Regions from separate parts of the Mus musculus genome. Here all the other regions are linked to region 2. A link is a contact called in ENCODE POLR2A ChIA-PET data. All regions are on one chromosome and are shown on one strand. The core of a region is the stretch at or near the end of the contact, and the rest is flanking DNA. Distances in the headings are between cores, read along the strand shown. Region 1 holds the start of Abhd16a (abhydrolase domain containing 16A). Region 2 holds the start of Ddx39b (DEAD box helicase 39b). Region 3 holds the start of G6bos (G6b opposite strand).

Region 1 (2,700 bases), core at 148-2,647, 150 kb before region 2:
GAAGGGATTCGGTGTGGTAGTGATGCATGCCTTTACTCCTAGCACTTTAAGATTTATTTCTACATATATAAGTACTCCATCTGCTTGTATATCTGCATGCCAGAAGAGGGGATCAGATCGTAAGCCACCATGTGGTTGCTGAGAATTGTATGTAGGACATCTCGAAAAGCAGCCAGAGCCCTTTACCACCAATCCTAGCACTTTGAACAAGGTTTCTCTATATAGCCCTGAGTGGCCTGGAACTCACTACATACGTAGACTAGGGTGGCCTGGAACTCAAGAGGCCAATCTGTCAACACACCCATCTCTCTCTGTCTCTCAAGTGCTGGGATTAAAAGCATGTGGCACTACATCGGGCAGATTACTTCTTTCAAAAACTTAAAAAAAAAAAAAAAAGATTCTTGGGTTAGAGAGATGGCTCAGTGGTTAAGAGCACTGACTGCTCTTCCAGAGATCCTAAGTTCAAGTCCCAGCAGCAACCACATGGTGGCTCACAACCATCTGTAATGAGATCAGACGCCCTCTTCTGGTGTGTCTGAAAACAGCTACAGTGTATTCATATACATAAAATAAAAAAAAATTTAAATAGAATTCTTCAGAAGAATCCTGCTATTTCTTCTAATGGATACATCCCTAGATCTGTGTGTGTGTGTGTGTGTGTGTGTGTGTGTGTAACCCAGGGCTTTCAGCATGTTAAGCAAAGTTTTCTATACTTGAGCTACAAATCCAGACACTAGCCTCTTTTCTTGAAGTTCTTGTCAAATGCTCCTACTCTCACCCAGTGATCGTTCCAGAACATGCTGACATTAAGGGATAGGGTTTAAAAAAAAAAAAAAAGTGAAGCCAGGCGTGGTAGTGCACGCCTTTAATCCCAGCACTGGGGAGGCAGAGGCAGGTAGATTTCTGAGTTCGAGGCCAGCCTGGTCTACAGAGTGAGTTCCAGGACAGCCAGGGCTACACAGAGAAACCCTGTCTCGAAAAACCAAAAAAAAAATGTGGGGGCTGGAGAAATGCTCAGCGGTTAAGAGCATTGACTGCGCTTCCGAAGATCATGAGTTCAAATCCCAGCAACCACATGGTGGTTCACAACCATCTGTAATGAGATCTGATGCCCTCTTCTGGTGTGTCTCTAGACAGTAACAGTGTACTCACATAATAAATAAAGAAATCTTTAAAAAAAAAAAAGTAACCACCTGGGGCATTCATTTTCTTAAGTTTCTCTATTCAGAACAGCTCTAACTAACTGTAGACCGTCGCCCACTGCGCTGAACACTCCTCTCGTGGCGAGAACGTCAGGCTGGACCCTGCCACGGGGCGAGCGGATACGTGCTGACGTCACGCACGCACACAGGCACGCACGCAGCGCCCAGGAGACTACGGGCGGGGCCGGCGGGGACCTGAGGCCGAGGGACAGCGGCCCGAGCCGGGGCTATGGCGAAGCTCCTGAGCTGCGTCCTCGGCCCCCGGCTCTACAAGATCTACCGGGAGAGGGACACGGACCGGGCCGCGTCCAGCGTCCCCGAGACTCCCACTGCCGTCCCCGCCGCCTCGTCCAGCTCCTGGGTGAGTCGGGTTCCCCCCGGCGGAGAGCATGGTATGGTCCAGACCGCGCTGCGCTGCGCTCGCCCGGCGCGCCCACTGTGGGAAACGGGGGAGCCCGCTTGTCAAGTGGCGGTCGCGCACGCAGTCCGCCTGCGGGCGCTTCCCGGCCCCCTCCCAGTCACGCAGGGCCCAGCCGCCGCCTCTCTTTACGGCTTTGGAGGAACTCTTCCTCACACCCACCACCACGCTTGCTTTTTTTTTTCCCCCTCCGCGTCCCCCGAATGGCTGGTCCCAGTTGAGTTTGGAGTCCCCTGCGCGCACTGGCTTTTGCCCACCTACTCCCAATTTCTCCCAGGATCTGTTGACTTTCTCTTTAACCTGACTTTTCAGTTTCAAAAATGACTTCATGTCATGTATTTACTTGTGCGCCTTGTGCCCCCAAACCTAGCCTGAAAACCAGGGTCTTGCATTCAGGGTGGTAGTTTGCTCTCCAAAATGTTTTTGTTTTTATTGGTTGCAAATTATGTTTAGGAGGCTTTCCGAAGTGCCCACACTTAGCGACATTTTTCCCGGAATCGACTTACATCAAATGCTATTCCTTCCCTCTTAGAATTGTCATGGAGTCTCTCATTTTCAATTTTACTCCTCTCCCCATAGTGACACAATCATATCTGTATGGAGTTTCAGGGGAAAAAAAGGACCGGTTTTCCAAATGCTGCTTTCACTTTTGCTTCCAAGCCTAGCACCCCGTGATTGCTTTCAGGGTGAGGGGTGAAATGTCAGGGGGGGGGAGTTGAAGCTTCAGCAGAAACAGGAGTATCCCAGGAGAAATGGCCACAGAGGCTAGAACCAGGTGACACAGGTTAGGGCTTCTGGAAGGGAGGAAGGGCCTGTCAGCTGGCAAGGTCCTTAACAGGCCATCTGTTTTGGCAGGATACGTATTATCAGCCTCGGGCCCTGGAGAAACATGCAGACAGCATCCTGGCACTGGTAAGTCAGTCCCAGCATCTGCCAGTCAAACCCAGCCCTGGAGAAGGCAACACCCCAGGAGGTGAGGGGTGCTCTGGGCCCTGTACAGCAGAGCTTGCACAGAGGACCAGCGTATCCCAAGTGCCTACCGTTGGCATTCTCCCTTAGGAAGTCCCCTTTGTGTACCAT
Region 2 (2,700 bases), core at 56-2,555:
GAGGACTGTCAGCATGGCCATTTTGAATCTTCTATAAAGTCTTTGAGGAAACCACACAGCTAATGGCTCAGCCAGGATTGTTTCTGTCCTCTCTCTCCTCCCCCAGTGGAGGGTGGAACTTCCCATAGTCCAGTAGCAGGAAGATGTGTTATCACTGATGCCAAAGGGACAATATTATGATTGGTGCAAACACAAGTCTTCATTTGCACGAGTTTGCTGTTTGCTGTGTTTGGTGCAAACACCCTTTGCTGGCTGTAAAGCAGAAAGTTTGGCTCACTTGGGTCAGCTGGGACAAACCTTACTATGCTACCCTCCACAATGTCACATTAGGTCCAGTAACAGGAAGACAGTGGCTAAGAGCCCGCCAACTAGGTCACTAGGAGAGTTCCTGGAAACGCTTCAAAGCTAAAGGCCCAGGTACCGCACTTTCTGGAGCTACAGTTCGTAATAAGTTACCAGGGCCGAGGAATTCCCACTCCTCTCTGATTTATACAAAACCCGCCGGCCTGCTGCTTAGGGCTGCCAAATGCGGAGGGATCAAAAGCTACCAAGCCCCAGCCCAGAGAGCTTATGCGTTGAGCAGGACACAGCCAGCTGGTTGGCAACACTGATACTTAGTGTTACTTTGTATTAATATTAAGTGTCCTTAATAGGGAAAGCCCGAGCTTGTGTTTATGTAGCAAGGCAACAGGACAACACTTCTGCTATATGTAACATCTCAAAGGGAATACCACATGGGGGGAGGGGGATGTCCAGGCTGAATAATGGAACTGAGATTATTCTGCTGCTCTAGTTAGCAAGAATTATGGAAAGGTGCATAACCTCAAACCCCACCATTTATTTAGCACCTAGACAGAATGTAAGCCTCCATCTTTCGATATAATTTTGGGTAAATCCTGCCTATTCTCTGCACGACTGTAATGGGCGTGGTCACGTGTCCCCCTCCCCTCCAGCAGAGGCCCGAGTTAGCCGCTCTCGGGTCACCTTGACTACGAGGCTAAGGACCCCGTGAGAAACGCTTCTCATTCGATCGCGGAGTCCTCCATGCCCACAGAGAGGTGCCCAGGGAGAAGCCTGGCGTGGCAAACAAAACTAAAGTAGAGCCGACCGTCGGAGGGTGTTGCATAAGCGTAGAAGAACAAAATGGAGAGCTCTGCGGGGGAAGACGTGAGTTTCCTGTCGCGCTCTTGCTACTGGCGACCGGAGGAGGCGTCGTCTGAAGCTTCATTTCAAGTGGGCGTTCTGCAAAGCCAGCCGCGGAGCGCGCGCGGCGAAAGCCTGCTTCCGGCTCCTTGCGCGTGCGCCCTGGCGGCCGGGAAGGCGGGAGGCCGGGGCGAGCCTGGAACCGGAAGTGAAGGCAGCTTCCCGCCTCCGTCCCCGTTGCTGCCGCCATACACGCTCGCAGTGCTTAGGTAAGCTTTGGCCCTGTGCACCATCCACCGCCATCTGCTTCTCCCGCGGCTCGCCCCGCCGCGCGGGTCCCTGATACCCGGTGCCGGGCCGGCGCCGTGGCCGCCGGCGCGCAGGCGGGCGTCCAGTTCTGTTGTCTTCACCCCTTTCTGAGAGCAGATCTTGGCGGGGAGCTGGGAGACAAGGGGGGAACGATCCAAAATGGTGGCCTCGGCCGCCATTGTGTCTCCGCGCTTCCTGGGTGTTCCAGTGGGTCCTCTGCCCACCCGGGGCCGCGGCGGCCGGAGGCGGCGCCAGGAGGAGGGCGGGGCCCCTCGCATCTCCCCTCCGGGCCTTTTCTTGCTCGCCCAGGGATGGGAAGATCTCGCTCCGGGGCCCGTCCAGCCCTTTGACCCCGCTTTCGCTGCCTTATTTGGAGCTCTCTGTGAATGGCTGCCTCTGTGCGTGGCCGATGGTGTCGCGCACTTCTGGGGAAGCTTTTCCGAGAGCACTGCAAGGCGTTCCTTTCTAAGGCCACCCGGCTCACACTCTTAATCCTGCATCGTTCTCAGCTGTGACCTTAATTCCTTAGTGCGACTTTTAAAATTAACTTTGGCAGCGCTGAGCCGAACCTTGCGGCCTCTCGCGTTACTAAGCAAGCACTGCCATTGAACTGCACACACCCATCTTTTTCAAAACAAAAAAATTTTTTTTTTCTTGAAATGGAGCCATTCATACACTTCCCACCCTCCGCCCCGCACCACCCTCCTTCCTGCTTCTGTTCCCCGGTCCAGGTGTGCGCCGCTGGGACGGCCACTCGGGGGTTTCTGAGCAAGAGAATAGCGGCAGCCACATGATGTTTGCATTTGGGAAGTGAGCGCTCTGCGCAGTGCTGACCCTTATCTATCACCCTTGACTGATGGCTGACGTTGGGGATCACCACCGTGAGGTGGCAGGAGAAAGCGCAGTCTCTGTCTTCCCTTGTCCTTTGTGTCTCAACCCTCGTGTGAGTCGTTAGTCACGCTCATTTTACTGCGGTCTCCCAGTTGGCTCCTGCCTGTCGAAGTGTGTGTTACAAAGTCTGGTTAGCGGTGGAGCCCACTCTGTCTCTCCCGTCTGGTGTTCCCGTTTCTTATGTCATGAGTCTCTTTGTTAACTCTTCTTTCGGGACAAAGGTTTCACAGTTTAGGGAAGAATAGGACGGGTGTAGGGATCGACGAGAAGTGACGAGTCCATTCGTGACTGATGAGTTTTTCCGGTTTTTTTGTTGTCCCCTCTCCCAGCTCTTCTGTCGGAAACTGGTGTCTTTCC
Region 3 (2,722 bases), core at 39-2,538, 180 kb before region 2:
CAGCCCCAGAGCTGAAACCTTGGGAAAGAACCAGTGGTTGATCCTGGGAATCTTGCTGGCTTTGAGTAGGAAGAGCAGGGCACGAGGATCAGAGGGGTCTGTGGGTCATCATGAAGCAAATGATGACAGTACATTCTGGTGGCAGCATTGGACATGGAGAAAGGTACAGAGGACAGTGACCTGCTACAGACAAGGCCTTGTGTGGTTGGTGGTGCATGCTTGCAATCACTTTTATCCAAACACTGAAGGTAGACATAAGGAGAGGGAGATTTCAAAGTCAGCCTCAGCCATAAGAGAGCCTGTCTTTAAAAGGAGTGGAAGCGGCGGGTTAGGGTCCTGATAAGTCCTTGTGTGGGAGAGGAGATGGTGTACTCTGACCCCAGTTTCTGGCTTGGACAACTTGGGTTCTTCAAGAGCTTTCAGAGGAGGACCCAGGGGATGGCTTAAGAAATGACTGAGTCAGGTTTGACAAGCCTTGGGCAAAATGCCTGAGGCCATCTGGACAGAGTGAACTAGGTCTGAGATCTGGCTTGGAAGGACTACTGTGTATCATTTGGGGGCTGAAGATTGATTGGCCAGCTTCCTAGAAGAGTACGGAGGAGAAACAAAGAGATGAGCAGAACAGTGCTACTACAAAGACAATAGCAACAAAGTAAACCCTGGTTTAAACAGGGGTGAATGTTATCTGGTGGTAGGACATCACTGGCAACCTTTCAGTGGATGAGCAGCAGCAGCAGCCAATGAGCAGGGGGAGTGCAGTCAGACCGGTAACGAGGCAGGTCTATGTCTAAAGTTTGAAATGCTTCATTGGGCCAGGCAGTGCCTTTAAACTCAGAAGTTGGGAGGCAGAAGCAGATGAATTCTCTGAGTTCAAGGCCAGCTTGGTCTATGGTCTACGGAGTTCCAAGACAGCCAAGGCTATACAGAGAAATCCCAGTCTTGGGGGGGGGCGCGAAGAAAAAGCTTAACAGGCAGCTTGATCATCTTTAGAGAGGGCAGCAGTGGAGAAGGAAAGATGTTACAGAAGATGGAAGTGACAGAAAAAAAGTTGACCATTGGCAGAACGCAAACCAGGTAGTCAGTCGCCTCTATCAGTGCCTCTGTCCATGGTGCCTGCCCCTTCTAGCTGAGGTTATACAGGGGAGCCCCAGATAGAAAGGGTTGGCAGAACAAGGGCTTCCCTTTATACTACAACCGCATAGACAGTGGAGGCATCACCAGAAACCACTGTGGACATCCGGCGGTGCCTCCCGAGGACAGAGTGGTCCAGATCAGCGTAGTGCAGGCTCTGGAGGAGGTAGAGAGAGGACGGTAGTATGGTCTCATCAATCTGACCCCTTAGCTTGGAATCAAAGCTTTTTTTCTTTTCCCCACTGTGGGTAAAGGCGACTATGTAGCAAAGCCTGGCTTTCATCTTCCTGCTTAAACCTCCAGAGTGCTGGGATTACACTGCTGCTCCACAGCAACCTAGCTAGGCTGCTTTCTTGGCCCTCTTTCCTCCGGGATTCTGGCCTTTTTCCCATCCCCAGGCCCTTACCGGCTCCTGGTCCAGGTGGCCTGAGATCTTGGACTCCTGTTCTAAAGGCCTCTGTGGCTCAGCATTTATGACTGGAGCTATGTGGGAGGGAGGGACAGAACTGAAGGGTGAAGAGAAAATGACCAACTTTGTCTGCTCCTCGCAAGGACTCAGACTCAAGAACTCAGGGTTAGGGATTGTGCGGGTAGGATAGGGAAATTGAGTGCAGTTAATCTCACCAAATGTGGGTAGTGGTCCAGGCGGGGGCGGGGGTGGGGGCGGAGGCGAGAGTCTGTAAGGAAGTCCTTGAAGAGTCACCAATCTCGTCTTACTGGTTCCTCGGCCGCAGGCGGCGCCAATAAGAACTGTGCAAACTGCAGTCTCCGACCAGCAAAACAACTTAGGCTCCTCTGGAACCAGGTCCCGCCCACTCTCTGGGCTTTCTGACCTTTCAGTTTGGTTTCTGCAGCCTCGGTTCCCTACTCCAGCCTGTAGCCTAGCACCCAAGGGCTGACCTCTCACATTCTTTTAACAAACGCCAGGCCTCCAGACACTTCTTTTTCTTTGTAAAGGTTAGGGCTCTGCCCCACCTCTTTCCCCACGCCCTGACTGGTCACACCCTGTTTCAAGCCAGGCTCCGCCTCCAGTGCTCACCTGCGCCGCCGCCAGACCACGCCCGCGACTCCCAGTCCCAGCACAAGCCCAACGCCCAGGAGCGGAATCAGGACCTTGGGATACTCGTACCCTAGGGAGACCGCGAGGCAGGGAGAGATGCCGTGGTCAGGGGTACAGACAATAGGGTTCTACTAACTTTACCGCTCTGTAAGATTCCGCCCCGCTTTTTGTCCCGCGTGTGTGTCCAAATTAAGTGCCCCTGTGCATCTGGGCCTCGACCTACCGTGGGTAGATCCTGCAGGCCGGCAACCTGCCTTGTCCCCTAACACTTGAAGCACTGTGCGACTCTCATTCTCGTGGCGTCCTTTGCAGAAAAAGGTTCCAGAATCCCCGGCGCTCAGCAGCAGCTCTAGCCGCTTGATACCATTGTCCAGGGAACGCAGGCGGCCAGAGAAATGCTGGAGCACAGTTGGGGTCCCTCTCGTCGAGGCCCACAAGATCGGACGGCGCCCTTTAGACAAGCCCTTGCATGCTGGGAAACTAGGCGCCCAAGCCCAGCGGGTGGGGTCGGAGACCCCTATGCAGGAGAGA

What was found. ChIA-PET counts read pairs that join two places held with the same protein, here RNA polymerase II (POLR2A).
Region 1: POLR2A ChIA-PET joins it to region 2 with 12 read pairs in Patski. The contact joins the promoter of Abhd16a here to the promoter of Ddx39b in region 2. POLR2A ChIA-PET finds 5 or more read pairs at or near these places in 2 of 5 experiments (Patski and embryonic stem cell).
Region 3: POLR2A ChIA-PET joins it to region 2 with 10 read pairs in embryonic stem cell. The contact joins the promoter of G6bos here to the promoter of Ddx39b in region 2. POLR2A ChIA-PET finds 5 or more read pairs at or near these places in 4 of 5 experiments (Patski and embryonic stem cell).

Annotation. Positions count from the first base shown.
Region 1 is chr17:35,087,894-35,090,593 of GRCm38, forward strand. It overlaps Abhd16a (abhydrolase domain containing 16A), which reads left to right and starts at 1,398. Exons shown (of 20, transcript NM_178592.3): 1 at 1,398-1,563; 2 at 2,476-2,532. The coding sequence starts at 1,432.
Region 2 is chr17:35,240,441-35,243,140 of GRCm38, forward strand. It overlaps Ddx39b (DEAD box helicase 39b), which reads left to right and starts at 1,306. Exons shown (of 11, transcript NM_019693.3): 1 at 1,306-1,412; 2 at 2,673-2,700. It overlaps LOC115488830 (a small nucleolar RNA gene), which reads left to right and starts at 2,238; the gene lies at 2,238-2,314.
Region 3 is chr17:35,063,149-35,065,870 of GRCm38, forward strand. It overlaps G6bos (G6b opposite strand), which reads left to right and starts at 1,289. Exons shown (of 1, transcript NR_001462.1): 1 at 1,289-2,448. Mpig6b (megakaryocyte and platelet inhibitory receptor G6b) reads right to left here. Exons shown (of 6, transcript NM_001191012.1): 2 at 2,415-2,722; 3 at 2,171-2,261; 4 at 1,756-1,808; 5 at 1,538-1,614; 6 at 1-1,288. The coding sequence ends at 1,184.